Regions from separate parts of the Homo sapiens genome. Here regions 2 and 3 are each linked to region 1. Evidence: chromatin contacts called from ENCODE Hi-C or POLR2A ChIA-PET data. All regions are on one chromosome and are shown on one strand. The core of a region is the stretch at or near the end of the contact, and the rest is flanking DNA. Distances in the headings are between cores, read along the strand shown.

What was found. Hi-C counts contacts between places; a loop is a spot of excess contacts on that map. ChIA-PET counts read pairs that join two places held with the same protein, here RNA polymerase II (POLR2A). Pooled maps may share reads with other maps.
Region 2: a loop to region 1 is called in a map of CD4-positive, alpha-beta T cell, with 2.8 times the contacts of the local background. The contact joins the enhancer-like site here to the promoter of BCAS1-AS1 in region 1. A Hi-C loop is called at or near these places in 9 of 168 maps with a recorded cell type or tissue (CD4-positive, alpha-beta T cell, CD8-positive, alpha-beta T cell, Caco-2 and 5 more), 34 of 37 single-sample maps with no recorded cell type and 21 of 50 pooled maps. POLR2A ChIA-PET finds 5 or more read pairs at or near these places in 14 of 52 experiments (A549, A673, BJ and 10 more).
Region 3: a map of B cell shows a loop between it and region 1 (3-fold over the local background). The contact joins the enhancer-like site here to the promoter of BCAS1-AS1 in region 1. A Hi-C loop is called at or near these places in 12 of 168 maps with a recorded cell type or tissue (B cell, Calu3, GM12878 and 9 more), 28 of 37 single-sample maps with no recorded cell type and 17 of 50 pooled maps. POLR2A ChIA-PET finds 5 or more read pairs at or near these places in 20 of 52 experiments (A549, AG04449, AG04450 and 15 more).

Annotation. Positions count from the first base shown.
Region 1 is chr20:53,913,608-53,917,093 of GRCh38, reverse strand. It overlaps BCAS1-AS1 (BCAS1 antisense RNA 1), which reads right to left and starts at 1,605. Exons shown (of 5, transcript NR_199019.1): 1 at 1,528-1,605.
Region 2 is chr20:53,658,656-53,662,141 of GRCh38, reverse strand. No RefSeq gene overlaps it. Among named protein-coding and RNA genes, the nearest start is that of ZNF217, 67 kb to the right of the region's middle. RefSeq lists enhancers at 821-880, 1,801-1,860, 1,871-1,930. Within about 2 kb of position 1,946, at least 19 of the 41 ENCODE cell types and tissues checked have a DNase peak (open chromatin) inside an H3K27ac peak, as active enhancers do; they include CD4-positive, alpha-beta T cell, CD8-positive, alpha-beta T cell, GM12878 and 1 more, where a contact is called at or near this core.
Region 3 is chr20:53,727,513-53,730,998 of GRCh38, reverse strand. No RefSeq gene overlaps it. Among named protein-coding and RNA genes, the nearest start is that of ZNF217, 140 kb to the right of the region's middle. RefSeq lists enhancers at 1,117-1,216, 1,497-1,546, 1,947-2,447. Within about 2 kb of position 1,710, at least 4 of the 41 ENCODE cell types and tissues checked have a DNase peak (open chromatin) inside an H3K27ac peak, as active enhancers do; they include B cell, GM12878 and OCI-LY7, where a contact is called at or near this core.

The DNA.
Region 1 (3,486 bases), core at 356-2,855:
ATCTCTGTGACTTTTGATTACTGAGTTTTTATTCATTCAATAAATTGTTTGGAGGGCCTCTCGCAACAAGCCTGTTCCTGGGGTCTTAGCTGCTGTCAATGGGGGTCACGGTGTGTTCCTGTGAATAGTAAGACCAGAGCTCTACCGTCTGATAGCCACTAGACATACGTGACTATTTAAATGTAAATTCAGAATAACAAAAATTAAATGAAGTTAAGAATTCATCCCCTCACAGTTGCGTAGCTGCATTTCAAGAGCCCAGTAGCCACATGTGGGTGGTGGTTACCATATAGGACAGGACAGTCCGGGCGCAGTGGCTCGCGCCTGTAATCCCGGCACTTTGGGAGGCTGAGGCAGGTGGATCACCTGAGGTCAGGAGTTTGAGACCATCCTGGCCAACACGGCGAAACCCTGTCTCTACTAAAAATACAAAAATTAGCCAGCCATGGTGGCGGGTGCCTGTAATCCCAGCTACTCGGGAGGTTGGGGTACGAGAATCGCTTGAACTTAAGAGTTGGAGGTTGCCGTGAGCCGAGATCGTGCCACTGCACTCCAGCCTGGGCAACAGAGAAAGGCTCTGTCTCAAAAATAAATAAATAAATAGATAGATAGATAGGACAGGACAGATGCAAAACATTCATATCATCCTAGAAAGCTCTCTGTGCAGTGCTGGACTAGGTAGTCAGATTTGCCTGGGACACTCTGGACTATACCTGCTGTGTCCGCATCATCATCCATAGCACTCTGTTTCACTCTCAAAAATGTCCTGGTATTTCAGCTACCCTTCTACCCGCTGAGCCACACTCTTTGCTAGGACTTCCCTGAAACCCAAACCCTTTGTCTTGATGAATAAGTTGGCAGTGTCCAGCAGTCTCCCCCACCCCATTCCCTCTCACCTATCAAAAGCAACAATTTTAGGAACAGGAAAAAAAAAAATCCAAGTGAAGAAGTTGTCATTTCTCCCCAATTAAATGATTTCCTTGTCAGCGGTTTCACTTTTGTTTTGTATTTCCCTTTGCCTAAAGCAGCTCTGATGGGCGCCCTTTGCCCTGAATCATGCCCACAGATCTCACAGGAAGGAGGCCGTCCCCGGCTTCTCCTGAGCCCTCCCGGCCACCCTCCCCTACTCCCAGCCTCCCCTTCCCGTCTTGCCCAGCAGAGGGCGTCTGAGTTTAATATTCTCAATAAAGAGCATGTACACAATCACTTGGGATTTTTTTTTTCTTTCTTCCAGTGATACTTTTTCTTTGTGAGCAGCAACTGAGGTGCCAGATAATATAGGTCACCTGAAGGACAAGCCGTCAGAATTGGAGATCAGAGCCGCTCAGGCCGGCCGCCAGCTCGTTAGGGAACCGCACACTCAGCTCCCACCCAGCTCGGGACGCCCAGCGGGAGCTTCCCTTGCAAACACCAGCAGACACCATTTTGCAGAACTCTTAAGAAACGCGGGTTAAATGTGTTAGGTACAACGCATGCAGCCAAGACGGGCATGGAGAGCGAGAGGGCTGGCCCGGGGGGGAAGCAAACCTCCTGATGATGGGATTGCTCTTGCTGGGGGCTTTGTAAACAGCCTTGCATCTCACACCTCTGCCAGGCAACAAAATGGTGGTGGCTAGAAAAAATAAATAAATAAATAAACAACGCGGGGGTGGGGGGAAGGTGGCACCAGGTAGGTACCAGAGATGGACTTTTCTACAATTTTCTTGGGCTGTCCGTTACCAACAGTTATTCTCTCTCTTTTTCTTTCTTCCTTTCCTTCTCTGTCTCTCTCTTTCTCCACCCCCCTCCCTCTCTCTCTCTCTTCCCCCTCCCTCCCTCTCTCTTATTCTCCTTGTTACATTCTCTGCAGTAATCTTCCCCCTCCTACTGAAGGGGGCGGAAGACCCAGCTGATTTGACTCCAGCTCCCCCTCCTCAGCCTTGCAAATTCCTTATTGAGCATAATTTCTGATTTGTTTCTATGTATCTTAAGGGGTGAGGTGCTGAGGCAAGTTAAGAGTTCGGGTTATCTTGTTTGCCTGTTTTGGTGCACTGAACATATTTACGAAATGAAAAAGCTCCTTTCTAAATGGGTGTTAACTGCTCTAAGATTCCCAGGAAACGTGTTGAAGGGACATCTAAATGGAAATTGTGCAGTATTACTCCATTGCACCTTTTAGGAAGAAAACAATTGTGGCTACTCTGTTGGGCTCTGGTGGCAGTGTAGTAGTGAGTGATTTGTGTGACTGCGGCACATTCATTTTCCTTTTCTATTATAATCTCACCTTCCTTAAGGAATAAATGAGACCATACAGTAAAGGGCTAAGCAAAGTTGCATGACACAGCTTCGGTAGCAGCTGTTACTGTTTTATTATGTCTTTGCTTCAAGCTCTCTCCCTGGGCCTGGAGCTTAGCTTCTGCACACAAATGCTTGATGGAGAGAGCTCTGTGTTATCTGAATCCAGAAATTCTACAGCAGAGGTTTGGCTCCACCTCACCATTGATTTCCTTTCGGTGATTTTGTAAGTCATCACTTTGTAATGCAATTTCTCTCTGTATGAAACAAACGAGTATTTTTTTTTACCACCCCTTCTGAGACTGTTGATAAAACACACTCGACAAACGTTTTACAGCACCCTTGTGAGGCACTAAGGAATGGGGAGAAATCTACACCTAACCACCACCACCACCAGGCATCCCAGTGTGCTCAGGGCAGCGCCAGTTTTTGCAGAAGTATTAATAGCCCCTCCTTTCACTCCCCCAAGCGTCTTCGATGGGATGGTTAGTTATAAGGTCACGCTACAGAAAACATAACACCAGGCCTGGAGAAGTTCAGAGTCAGGGTGAGAGAAAAGACTGGGAGGAGGAGGTGGGCACTGGAGACCAGATAACCAGAGAGATAACAGATAGATACATAGATAGACAGGTCATAGAGATACATAGATAAGATAGATGATAGATAAGACACATAGATGATTGATAGATGATAGATAGATAGATAGATAGATAGATAGATAGATAGATAGATAGATGATAGATACATACAATATATATAGATGAGTAGATAAAGATAGATAGGTACAGCCAGGCATGGTGGCTCATGCCTGTAATCCCAGCACTTTGGGGGGCCGAGGCAGGAGGATCACTTGAGTCCAGAGTTCAAGACCAGCCTGGGCAACATAACGGGACCCCGTCTCTATTAAATAAATTTTTAAAAAGATAGATAGGTAATAGATACATAGATGACAGACACATAGGTACATAATACATACATAGATGATAGATAGATGGAAAATAGGTAGAGGATGGATAGATAGATGGTAGATAGATACATACATACATATAAATGGGTAGATATAGATAAGTAATAGAAACATAAACAGGTAATAGACACATAGATACATAATACATATATATATATACATACATCAATAGAGAATAGATGGATAGGAAGATGGATGGATGGATGGATAGATAAATAGATACCTGGAGATTAAGAGAAGGAGAA
Region 2 (3,486 bases), core at 697-3,196, 260 kb after region 1:
CTCCAGCCTGGGCAACAAGAGCGAAACTCCATCCCAAAAAAAAAAAAAAAAGAAAAAGAAAAGAAAAAAAAGAAATAGCACAGGGAATACTGACCACATTTCTGCCTTTGTTCAGTTCAGATTGACAAATATTTGTTGAGCTCCGACAAGCAGGGAGAGGGACAAGGTGAACCAGCCCTTTCCTGCCCCTAAAGAGCAGCATAGCCACCAAGTAAACACATCATTTCAATATACTGTGGTAGCCCCTGGATAGAGGGAACTAAAAGTTGCTACAAAAACATGAATGCTATCTAGAAACTCCTGCATTTTCTCTTGAAGCATGTGAAGGAGTTCATCTGAAAAAGATGCCAAAAAGCCAAGAATCCAGCATCTACATCATCTTAGGAGGGAGCAGGGATAGGTAGGGAGGAGCCACCAGCTCTCGGATATTCCCAGATGCTAAAAGGTAAAGTGAATTCTTCTATAAGGATGTGTCTATCTAGCTGAGTCTGCAAAGCCTCCCCACAGTAAATCTGAAGTTGAGAATGCCAAAGTATTTGCTTTCATCTAACTCTTTGACAGACAAATAGAATACAAAAATAAAAACATCTCTCTTCTACCCTCATTGTAATCTTTTTCCTCTTTTCAAAATCTTTTAAACAAAATGCCTCTTTACTGTGAAATCTGTTCTATTGATTTGTTTTCATAAAAGATCTCTCTCCTAAAGAAAGGAAAAGCCATCTTTGATCTGACTTGACAAAAAGATCTAATCAAACAATAAAATCTATGAAGGAAAAAAAAGAAAAAGAAGCAAGCTTCTTTGAGCCACATCAAATATATGAAAGAGAAAATACTTCATTTAAATGCTAAAAACTAACACAAAACAGCTTGAAATGTAATAACCTCTCCTGAATAAGTGAAACCACATGTTGATCTGACATGAGTTTCTAAGACACAATTAAAGGTCACTTCGTGTACAAACATCTCATTCGGAAGTGAGAAGCTTGAATTGCTGTCAGTATTTTTGGCCACCACGGGGCAGGTGCTCCCACCTGGCACAAACCATATAGACGCCCCCAGAGGGAATGAAGGTGATACTCCACATACTGGAAGCTTCAAATCTAGCCGCGCCAGGAAATGTTCAGCCCTGGATTTCAGCTGTTTCTCCCTTGATGTCCTAACAGAGAGGACTAACTAAATGTGAGAATCCTTGTTGTTTTAGGAAGCCCATGGAAGTGGCTTTACTTAAAAAACTAAAGGCTTCCTTTCTGCTCTGTCTGTCTTTATGACCCACCAGGGTCCTAGGAGAGAAGACATTAGGGTGTTGCAGCCACAGAGTCACATTTGGAAACGTCTTCCAGCAGCTGGGATGTTTCAATTCAAGACTCTTTAAGGGAACACAGGGTATTTGGAAAGTGACTTTAAAATGCCCTGGCCTCCAGGCCTATCTCCTCTTACCAAATCCCTTTAAGAAAGGATGTGCTGGGGAAAGACTTCAAAGTGTTTCAAAAGGGAAATCACATCTTGAAAGCTTTTCTCAGAATGAGAAAGAAACACATTATTTGATTTGAAAGAGAAGTAAATCTTAAGCAGCAATGAAGGAGGATCAAAGAATAGGTTCATGTGAACTTAAGAAGTGATCCTTTCCAGCGGAACGTGACTTTACTCTTTCCGATGCCCTCAACGCATTTTGGGGATTGTAAGTTTACTCGAGAATCAAAATAAAGAGGCGAGCCAGCGTTCCAGAAAATCACGTGGTCTCCCCCGCCCCCCAATCTATTTTACAGCCCTCTCCAGCTTCGAACTCGCGCCAGGCTGTGCGCACCGACTTTGCGCTGGCGGCGTGGACGCTGCGGCCACTCGCGGGCGGCGTGGACGCTGCGGCCACTCGCGCGGCTGTTGTTGTTGCTGCTGCGTGGAGGCACGCCGCTCCTTGCACACGCGGGGCAATTCTCCGGTTGGGGAAGGAGGAAAATGGCTGAGAAAAGGACCTAAGAAAGCCTTCAGGGTGGGCCCCCATTTCTTCCTGCCCCGCCCACACCCTGCCACACTCTCCCGCCGTCCCCTCCCCACCCCCCCTTGTTCTTTGGACCTGACCGATGAAAAATTCAACTAATACCTAAATAGATTCTTCTTGCAAAAAAGTAAAATCTCAAAGCAAAACAAAACAAAACAAAAATTTGTTAGGGGAGAAATCATCTGTGAGGTGCCCTTTCCATTCTAGCTCCCTCTCCCCTCTCCGTTTCCCTAAATGTTATTCTCTATCGATAGACATAGAGATGTGGATATTACCTGTAGATAGATATTTTAAAATTGTATTTATTTCTTAAAGACACTTCCATAATCTAATATACAAAGGAATTCATAAACTTAAGAGCGGAAGTTGTCACATAAATAAAAAACAACCAATACTTTTTGATCAGTAAAATCACTGATTCGGCTGGGCGCGGTGGCTCACGCCTGTAATCCCAGCACTTTGGGAGGCCAAGGCGGGCCGATTATGAGGTCAGGAGATGGAGACCATCCTGGCTAACAGGGTGAAACAAACCCCGTCTAAACTAAAAATACAAAAAATTAGCCGGGCGGGGCGCCTGTAGTCCCAGCTACTCGGCAAGCTGAGGCAGGAGAATGGCGTGAACCCGGGAGGCGGAGCTTGCAGTGAGCCGAGATTGCGCCACTGTACCCCAGTCTGGGCGACGGGGTCTCCGTCTCAAAAAAAAAAAAAAAAATCACTCATTCTTTGTAAAGTCCAATAAAATTAAGTTTAAGTCCATTGGTAAGAATGAGTAAGAAAAACAAGAGGGAATGTACTTATAAACAACATCAAGAATAAAAGTAGATACATAATTACACATACGGGGCCGGGCAAGGTGGCTCACACCTGTCATCTCAGGACCTTGGGAGGCCGAAGTGGGCGGATCACTTGAGGTTAGGAGTTCCAGAACAGCCTAGCCAACATGGCGAAACCCCATCTCTATTAAAAATACAAAAATTAGCCGGGCGTGGTGGCACATGCCTGTAATTTTACACCGAGCTACTCAGGAGGCTGAGGCATGGGAATCCCTTGAGCGTTGCAGTGAGTCGAGATCACACCACTGCACTCCAGTCTGGGCGACAGAGCAAGACTCTGTCTGAAATAATAATAATAATAGTAATTACACATACAGAGCAACCTTTTGAAATTTTAAGTGACTGTTTTCTACAGCTGTGTACTGTTTGGCTTGAAAACCTAGCTTTGTCTAAGGAAAAAAACCGAATTACCAAAATCAACCCAATCCAGGTGCTGTATTTACACCTGAAAGTATTGCTTTTCTTTACCTGCTTGCTTGATGTAATATATATTAAATAGCCACTGTGGAAAATCACGGGAAATTTTAATATTTTCCTCAGAAGCTTGTTAGTTAATCCAACTCTAACCCGGAGAAAGTTGCTGCATTAACAGTTTCTCAACAGACAAAAAATGGCCACGAAAACAATGGCTAGTCTTTATTTGGGGCTTACTCTACA
Region 3 (3,486 bases), core at 461-2,960, 190 kb after region 1:
GCATGAGCCACTGCGCCCGGCCTCCTACATATAAATTTTAAAGGGAATGTGTTCAAACTGCAGCAGATCAAAGCATGATGTAGGCTGATTTAAACAAAACAAAACAAAACATAGCAGTGAGCAACTGTCCCAGTTTTTCCTGGACTGAGGGGTTTCCTTGGACACAGGACTTTCAGTACTAAAATGTAAAAATCCCAGACAAACTGGGACAAGCTGGTCAAACCTAGTTGAGTTTGAATTTGATATTTAACACTTTCAACATCTTAATGACATTTAAGATGTGAAAATAGAATGTATTTTTCATACTCCTCGTCACTGGGACACTATATTTCTTCACTGACAACTTTTAATGGCCAAGGATCTTATCACTAATGAAAAAGGGAACAGGCTGGGCGAGGTAGCTCACGCCTGCAATCCCAGCATTTTGGGAGGCCGAGGCAGGCAGATCACCTGAGGTTTAGGTGGGAGGATTGCTTGAGCCTGGGAGTTCAAGTCCAGCCTGGGCAACATGGTGAGACCTCATCTCTTAAAAATTAAAAATCAACTACAACAAAAAAGAGGGAGGTAGTAGGACCTATTTCACGGAATCATTATAACTATAAGAAGAGTTATGTTTGGCCGGGTGTGGTGGCTCACGCCTATAATCCCAGCACTTTGGGAGGCTGAGGCGGGTGGATCACGAGGTCAGGAGTTCGAGACCAGCCTGACCAACATGGTGAAACCCTGTGTCTACTAAAAATACAAAAATTAGCCGGGCATGGTGGCATGTGCCTGTAGTCCCAGCTACTTGGGAGGCTGAGGCAGGAAAATCGCTTGAGCCCGGGAGGCAGAGGTTGCAGTGAGCCGAGATCGCACCACCGCACTCCAGCCTGGCAGACCGAGACTCTATCTCAAAAAAAAAAAAAAGAAAAAGAAAAAGGGAACAGAACATGGGCATGTATTTTGCATAAAAGATAGATTTAACTTAAACCTTTACATTAAACATTCTCAATATCTATCCATTTCACTCAATTATTTGCAATATTTGTCTGATATAGTGAAAGTCAGTGTATCCATTAGTTATGCCACATAACAAACCACTCCAACATTTAGTGGCTAAAAACAACCATTTGTTTAGCTCGTGACTTTATAGGTGGGCTGAGAGGTTCTTCCTTTCTGGGCCAGCTCATATGATCACTGCTGGGTATTCCCAGGTGTCTGTGGTCAGCTGGTGGCTAGATGATCCTAAGACGGCTTCCTGTCTATGTGTGGAGGTTGGGGGCCATCACCTGGGTAACAAGAGCAACTGGGTCACATGTCTGGACGTCATCATCCAACAGGCTAGCTCCTTCACATGAAGTTATAGGGTTCCCAGGAGAAGTAAGAAGGCAAACCCCAAGGTACAAGTACTTTTTTTTTGAGACAGGGTCTCACTTTGTCACTTATGCTGGAGTGCAGTGATGCAATCTCAGCTCACTGCAACCTCCGCTTCCTGGGCTCAAGGGATTCTCCTGCCTCATTCTCCCAAGTAGTTGGGATTACAGGCACCTGCCACCATGCCCAGCTAATTTTTGTATTTTTGGTAGAGATGGGGTTTCACCATGTTGGCCAGGCCGGTCTTGAACTCCTGACCTCGAGTGATCCACCCACCTCGGCCTCCCAAAGTGCTGGGATTACAGGCGTGAGCCACCACGCCCGGCAGAGCTTACTTTGACAGTAAAAATTCCCAAAGAGCAAAGTACTGCTTACAAGTACTTTGGAAGCCTCTGTTTCCCCCAACATTTGCTAATGACATATTGGCCAAAACAAATCACATGGCTCAGCCCAGATTCAAAGGGTAAAAAAGTGACTCTGGCTGGGCGCAGTGGCTCATGGCTGTAATCCCAGCACTTTGGGAGGCTGAGGCGGGCAGATCACCTGAGGTCGGGAGTTCAAGACCAGCCTGGCCAACATGGAGAAACCCCGTCTCTACTAAAAATACAAAAAATTAGCTGGGCGTGGTGGTGGGTGCCTGTAGTCCCAGCTACTCAGGAGGCTGAGGCAGGAGAATGGCATGAACCTGGGAGGCAGAGCTTGCAGTGAGCCGAGATCGTGCCACTGCACTCCAACCTGGGTGACAGAGCGAGACACTGTCTCAAAAAAAAAAAAAAAGTGACCCCACTTCTTCATGGGAGGGTCTACAAAGATACACTGCACATAGAGATGGGAAAAATTCTTTAGATCTACCTCAGGTGGCATAGAGAATTTCCTTTTTTCTTTTGGGCAATATTCAATTATTAAAGTCACTCAACTTTTTGAATTTCCGTTTTCTTATAAAATTATGAGGAAGATGACAACTAAATTTGAAGCTGTATTTAAGAATGAAAAGCAATATGCCAAAAGTGTAAAGCACATAACCAGACACATAGCAAACAGTGACCATTAGTTCTCCCTCTCTCTCTCTCTCTAGCTCTCACTCTCTCCCTTACACACACATACACACACACACACACACACACCCCAATACAAAGCATTACATATAGTTGTTCAAACCAGTCTTTGGTATCCAATAGATCTGGGTTTGAATTCCAGGTCTGCTGGTGACTAGTTTTAAGATGTTGAACAAGTTATGTTCATTTCTCTGGAACCTTAGTTTTCTCATCTGGAAAATGAAAATAATGAGGTCTGAATTCCAAAATGCCTGACTGCTGGTTTTAATTACTTTCTTCTATCTGCCCTCTGTCTTCTCCTATTATTTTTTTTCTCCTTATCTAATATAACTCCATTGCATATGTTGCAGTTAGGAATCCTTGCAGCAGGAATTCACTGCTTATCCGACTAACAATAGCTTAAGCAAGAAACACCTTTCATTACCTCACACGGCAAGAAGACTGAAGGAACCATGTGGTATAGACCTGATCTCCTTCTCTGCTCTACCCTTGTTCACAGGTTGACTTTTCTTCTCCATGCTTGTCACCTCATACTTAGACCAATCCTAATTCTTTGGGTCTGAATATTTTCTCACTTGAAACAAAATTGGGGTTTTCTTATGCTGCGTGAGGTGGCTCACGTCTGTAGTCCCAGCTACTCAGGAGGCTGAGGCAGGAGGATGGCTTGAGTCCAAGAGTCTGAGTCCAGCCTGGGCAACATAACTAGATTCTGCCTCTAAATAAATAAATAAATATGGACACAGAGTGTGGCATAATAGACTGGGGGCTCAGATGGGTGAGGGGAGTGGGGGCGATGAGAGATGATAAATTATTTAATGAGTTTAATGTGTTCAGGCATGGTGCTCGCGCCTGTAATTCCAGCACCTTGGGAGGCTGAGGTGGGAGGATCACTTGATCCTAGGAGTTGGAGACCAGCCTGGGCAACATGGCAAGACCCTGTCTCTAAAAAAAATTATTAAAAAAATTAATAAGTTTAATGTACATTATTCAGGTTATGGCTACACCACAAGTCCAGACTTCACCATTATGCAATATATCCATGCAACAAAACTGCACTTGTTTTGTTTTGTTTTGTTTT